Linked DNA regions of Mus musculus: region 1 is linked to region 2. A link is a loop called in an ENCODE intact Hi-C map of the cell type or tissue named here. Cell type or tissue: heart. All regions are shown on one strand. Each heading gives the region's core, and the rest is flanking DNA. Links, peaks and the distances in the headings are about the cores only. Region 1 overlaps Rab30 (RAB30, member RAS oncogene family). Region 2 holds the start of Rab30 (RAB30, member RAS oncogene family).

Region 1 (2,911 bases), core at 228-2,727, 91 kb after region 2:
TTTTCTTGGTGTCCTCTGGCTCTTACCCTCCTTTCTACAGGGTTTCCTGAGCCTTGAGGGGAGGGATTTGATGGGGACATCCTGTTTAGGGCTGAGTGTTCCAAGGTCTCTCACTCTGCATAATGTCTTGTTGTGATCTCTGTATTTGTTCCCATCTGCTGCAGGAGGGAGCTTCTCTGATTATAGCTGAGCAAGGTCCTGATATGATCTATGAGTGTAGCAGATTGTTATTAAGAGTAATTTTATTGCTACGTTTTTATTTCCTTTAAACAACAGTAGTATTTGGTTTTACCTTAGGTCTCCGGGCTATCCATTCTCTGGTTCTTGGACTCCCAAGTAGTGTTGGTATGAGTGCAATCTTGTTGAGTGGGCCTTAAGTCAAATCAGTTATTAGTTGGTTACTTCCACAAGCTTTGTGCTACTATTGCCCTAGTATATCCTGTAGGCAGGACAGCATTGTAGATCTAAGACTTTGTGGCTAGCTTGGTGTTCACATTCTCTTTTGGTAGTGTACAGAAAGACATCAACCAGTGTACCAAAGACACTAACTAGACCACAGGGATGAATGCTCAATGTAGGCACCAGCTTGACTTCTCTATGCTTAGTGAGTTGTATAGGTATTGTCTTCTGCAATGGGGCCTTGCTGTCAGTTTGTGGAGAGCAACCTATAGTCTTGGCAAAAACCAAGGTTGTTTGGGGGATCCTATGGGGTCCCTTTGGCCAACAACTCAAGGAGATGTAACGCAATCCCAGTAATGGAAACTTCATTTACTAACAAGAGATGATCAGTTGGGGACTCTTCTTCTCTCTTTGGAGATTTCATTTAGATTGCCTTCACTTCTGTTTATGTCTTAGGAAGCTTCTTCGTGTTAATTTTCCATACTACCCCTCAGTTGGCCCTTAATTTTAGCTGTCTCTCCTCATAACCATTTCTGCTATTTAAACTGTCCCCTCTAAACCCTTACTTTATATCTAACTTCTGCGACTCTTTAAATTGTAGCTTGGTTATCACTGACTTAATACCTAATATCCCCATGTAAGTGAATGCATAAACATATTTGCTTTTTTTGGATTTGGGATATCTCACTTAGAATGACTTTTTTTTCTAGTTCCAGCCATCTACCTGTGAATTTCTTAATTTCATTTTGTTTTACTCGATTGTGCAAATGTACCACATTTTCTTTATCCATTCTTCTGTTGACGGACATCTAGGTTTCCCTTTTCTGGCTATCATGACAACAGCGAATGGTTGAGCAACTGTCCGTGTTGTGGTTGGATGACGTGGTTTTTGGGTGTATGCCCAAGAGTGAGTAGTATAGCTGGGTCTTGGAAGGAATGACTCCCATCTTCCTGAGGAACCACCCTGATTCCCACAGTGGTTGTACAAATTTGCACTTCCACCAGAAGTAGATGAGTGTTCCCTTTCCTCCCCCTGGCCAGCGTGAGCTGTCACTTGGTTTCCTGATCTCAGTCATTCTGATGTGTATAAGATGAAATCGCATATATTTTTGGTTGTGAGCCCTGTAGCAGTGAATAGTTAATCCACTTTGGCTCTTTGGCTCCTGCATGCACTCTGTACCCACCCAAGAGCTCTGGATTCACAAATAAAAGGCGGGCAGACAGACAGACAGACAGACAGACACACGCATGCACATTAGCTAATTTTGATATGCCTTGACTAGCTCAGTAGTTGGGCATTTCTAAACCTCCCCATGGCTAGCACATAGTACCCTCTGGTATTCCTGGCTTAACACCTTCTAAATCTCTATTTTATCTTTGCTGCCCTGTTACCTTCTGGGCAGCCTCCTCATAGGGCCGCTTTCCCTTTCCACCTACATTGCTGGCTCATTTCTCTTCTACAGCTCTTACATCTGCTCCATTTGCCTCCGAATCATGGTGATTTTCCTCTCCTTCTTCCCTAGGTCCCTTGCCTGTGGAATACAAAAGTCCCTGCTCTATCTACCTACCTAGCCATTTGGCTGTAAAGCAATTCTTTATTGCCAGCCAAAGCCAGCTGGGGTCATGGACACTTAGCGTCTGTAGACCAGACTGGCCTTGAACTCAGAGATCTGCCTGCCTCTGCCCCACTAGGGCAAGGATTAAAAGTGCACATCACTATGACTGGCCTTTTATTCCCTTTTTGTTCAGTCATTTCCAATGTAATGAGTTGCTTTCTTAGGATCTTCCAAAATTAACCATTAAAATTCATTCGTCTAGTGGTGTTTTTTGTTTGGTTTTGTTTTTTGGTTTGTTTGTTTGTTTGAGACAGAATTTCCCTGTGTAACAGAGAGCCCTGGCTATCTTGGACTCACTTTGTAGTGTGAGCTGGAATTGTAACTTACAGATATACATCTCCCTCTGCCTCTTGAATGCTAGGATTAAAGGCATGCACCACCACACCTGTCTCACTTGTATTTTTTTTTTTTTTTTTTTTGGTTTTTCGAGACAGGGTTTCTCTGTATAGCCCTGACTGTCCTGGACTTCACTTTGTAGACCAGGCTGGCCTCGAACTCAGAAATCCGCCTGCCTCTGCCTCCCGAGTGCTGGGATTAAAGGCGTGCGCCACCACGGCCGGCTCACTTGTATTTTTAATATGCTGTGGACTTCTGGACTTAAATGTTCATTCAGTGTGTTTTAATCCTGTGCAGTTATTACTGCCCAAGTTCCTATTATTTCGTCATTGACATGGGAAGCGTCTTCAGATAAGCTCCCAAATCCTTTAGGATTACTCCAGGCATCTTTGCAACAGTTTTCCCGCTCTCTGATACGGCAAATATTCAGGCATACCATTTAATGCCCCACACCTACAGCTGACAATGTCTTTAAGAGGTGATCTTTCTTTCTAATGTGAAGATTATAGTTAGGGACCCCAGCCTCAGTGTTGGAATCATCTTTACTTGTAGGTCACCAT
Region 2 (2,911 bases), core at 266-2,765:
GCCTAGCTTTTTGAAAGGAAGACCTACTGGAACTTTATTAATTTCTAACAGAGGCACCGTATATATTTTCACTGATGCAAACAGACCAGTGCTAGGGATACAATCCAGGGTCTTGACTGTGCTGTGGGAATCCTCACCACCGAGCTAGCCATCTCCTTCGAAAAGCTCAGGAGGGGAAAAATAAAACACTCAAATTACGCATATCAGCATTTTTAACTTTTCAGAGACCCTCAGTAGGTCTTTTGGCATCTTTCTATAGTGAACTTCAGAACCTGAAAAACAAACACACAGTACTGTTTGAGTTACTGGAGAAAAGGTGTTGAGATGCTGAGCAAATAGGCTCAAAAGTTCTTTAAGTATTCTGAATGTATTTTCATCGGTAAGGGTACCAAGTGGTTAAGGGAAGGGGATGATGTGTTAACTAACGTTATCTGCACGAAGATGTCACAACAAAACACATTATTTTGCACAATATAGGTAACAAAAGAAAAGGGAAGTTTTCCACAGTTATCAACTTCGAATATACGCAGTATTTTAGCACAGTTCATTTAGCGTTAGTCGAGAAAGACTGCTCACTTGCAGTCCCTTTTCAATGTCGTTTACGTTCGCTGGTGGGGTAAGAAAGGTTAGGTGCTAACTTCTTTTGGTAGATCCTTCCTTTGTCAGTTTCAGGGCCAAGCTCCACAACCCTTCGCGATCACATTATCTAGCAAAGGATTTCTTTGAGGCCCTTTGCAATTCACGACCGAACGAAAATTCAGTGGTGGGAGCAGGGGTCTGACACCTGAGGAAATGATCATGAGGGATTAAGAAAAATGACAAGGCAAAAAATAAATAAATAAAAATAACCTAGGTTTAGCTCCACTCACAGGGTGCACGCGAGCTTTTCGTCTTACAGGCGCGAGGCCCGTCGTCCCGAGTCCCCACACCACAACAAAGACACATTTTGCCCAGAGAGTCTCCCCAGGAAGTCTAAGGGTTTCTCCACGCTCAGTAAAGCGACTCCCTGTGTCCCGGGGTGGCGAGGCCTTGTGCAACCCCAGCGGGTTGCGGTTCACTCCGACTCGCGATGGCATTTCTGGCTCGACAGCCCTGAAGGTCCCCAGTGTAGCCTCCGTTCAGTCCTAGCCGGTGCGCGAGGCTATCAAGTTCTACATCCTAGCCTCACCATTCTCACCATGCCACCTTTCGGCTCCACGAGCCCCTCGAAACCTCGGCTCGCCGCAGCTCCAGGGCTCCAACATGGCGGCCGGTCCAGTTCTTCTCTGGGCGCTCTGACCAGAGCATCCTGGGTATTGTAGTTCCAGCTGTAGCCTCTACGTCGCTCCCGGACTTCAAAGGACTACAGATCCCAGAGTGCACAGCTCTGGAGCATGGCTATTGGGGCCGCTCGGACAGAGGGATGATGTCATTGCAAAACCCTACTGCATTCATTGTGCTACGGTCTATCCACCCCCCGCCCCCCCGCTGCTGCTGCTGGGCTCGCTATTGCCGCTCGCTCCAGCTGAGCCCTGAGTAGCAGCAGGACCAGGGCAGGGACTGACTCCAGTCCTTGGACTTAGGACACCGCAGCACCTTCTCTTGCGTGCGTGACTCATTCGTATATCATTTCTTTTTATGCCTGGGGTGGGGAGAAAAATCCCAAACCAGGTGAGTTGAAGTGATTTATTCAAATCGTTTTCCCAAGTTATCCCTCCCGCTTAGTTCTCAAGGCTTTCTTTTGAGAAGATGGGGCCGGGAATGGGGGTATGGATTCGGGAGGTTCTCACCGGCGCTGCTAAGAGCTAAATAGCTCTGTGCAATTTGGGTCACTGCAAAGAACAACTCCTGCAACCTGCCCCCGCCAGAGGACTGGTGCCTGCCAATTTCCTTGCTTCAACTCCCTTTAACCTTTTTAAGGCTAGGAGAGGGGGCTGGGCTGGGAAGGATGTTGGGAAGTGCACTTGGAAAACACGAGGAGGGCAAAGGTGGGGGACTGCAGTCCTGTCATTCCACGACCCCAGTGCTGAGGTTTGAGTGGGAAAGGGTGATGTGTGGGGAGAAATGGAGACAGTAATTTAATGTGGCCGTACTTCTTGAGAACATTTGTGTCGCTTGGACTAGCACACACTATTTTTAAGATGAGCAGGTTTCTCTTGAGTCGCTTAAGTTTCGTAGGGCTTTATTTTATGTTTGTATGTTTGTGTCGTTTGTCTCGCCTTTTCCTGCTGATTTGAGGTGACAGTGTCCTTTAATGGTGCACTCCGTGCCAGTCAGAAATATTTCACGTGTCTAGGGAAGGATCTCTTCGGCTGCTAGAAGCTGCATTTTTGTTAAGCGTTTTCATTTTTTTGTGTTCTCCCGACTGCGGGATTCGGGATGGTTTGGAAGTAGAATTTGTGCTTGTGTGAGTGTTTTAAATTACATCGCGATAGGCTCTTGCCACTGACAATGGTACTGTAACAAGCTGCCGTTTCTGAGGCTTAGTCTCCACTCAGAAATAACGGTTTGCAGACGGAATCGATTAGGAACCTGGGTGCTTTCTTGTTCTTTTTCTTTTTAACACTTTAGGGGAAGGAAAAGTTGAATGTTGTGTCACCCCGTTACTGGACTTTAATGAAAGGTATCCAAGGACAGAGAACCTGACCTGGGAAACTAGGGAGCGTGGTAGTGTGCTGTTTGTTTGAATTTTGTTTTCCAACGAACTGACACGTTTAATAAGGCAGGCAACATTCTGACTTGTATGATGCTGGCTCTCCTCTTAAGAGTTACAGGGATGAACGCTGCAATAAATATGTTCCTTTGAGATAAACAGCTGGCTGGCTCCGGAACAGATGGGGCCAGTCTTAGCTGAGAGATATACAACCTTGGAAATGAATGGACTTTGGGTCAACCACACCCCCTTTAGGAATGTCAAAAGAAGGAGAACCGC

The links. Peaks named below come from ENCODE experiments on the same cell type or tissue, not always from the same donor. Only the 100,000 strongest peaks of a DNase experiment are listed, where the experiment ranks them.
Region 1: a loop joins it to region 2, with 2.1 times the contacts of the local background. A loop is called at or near these places in 13 of 42 quality-filtered maps.

Annotation. Positions count from the first base shown.
Region 1 is chr7:92,831,297-92,834,207 of GRCm38, forward strand. The region is part of intron 4 of Rab30 (RAB30, member RAS oncogene family); the gene reads left to right. Among named protein-coding and RNA genes, the nearest start is that of Ddias, 41 kb to the right of the region's middle. In heart, for the core only: no CTCF peak of the experiment used is centred there; no DNase peak of the experiment used is centred there.
Region 2 is chr7:92,740,193-92,743,103 of GRCm38, forward strand. Rab30 (RAB30, member RAS oncogene family) reads left to right here and starts at 1,522. Exons shown (of 5, transcript NM_029494.2): 1 at 1,522-1,650. 4632427E13Rik (RIKEN cDNA 4632427E13 gene) reads right to left here and starts at 1,267. Exons shown (of 2, transcript NR_015510.1): 1 at 870-1,267; 2 at 514-784. In heart, for the core only: a CTCF peak has its summit at 1,344; a DNase peak (open chromatin) is centred at 1,429; H3K4me3 peaks cover 2,500 bases; H3K27ac peaks cover 2,068 bases.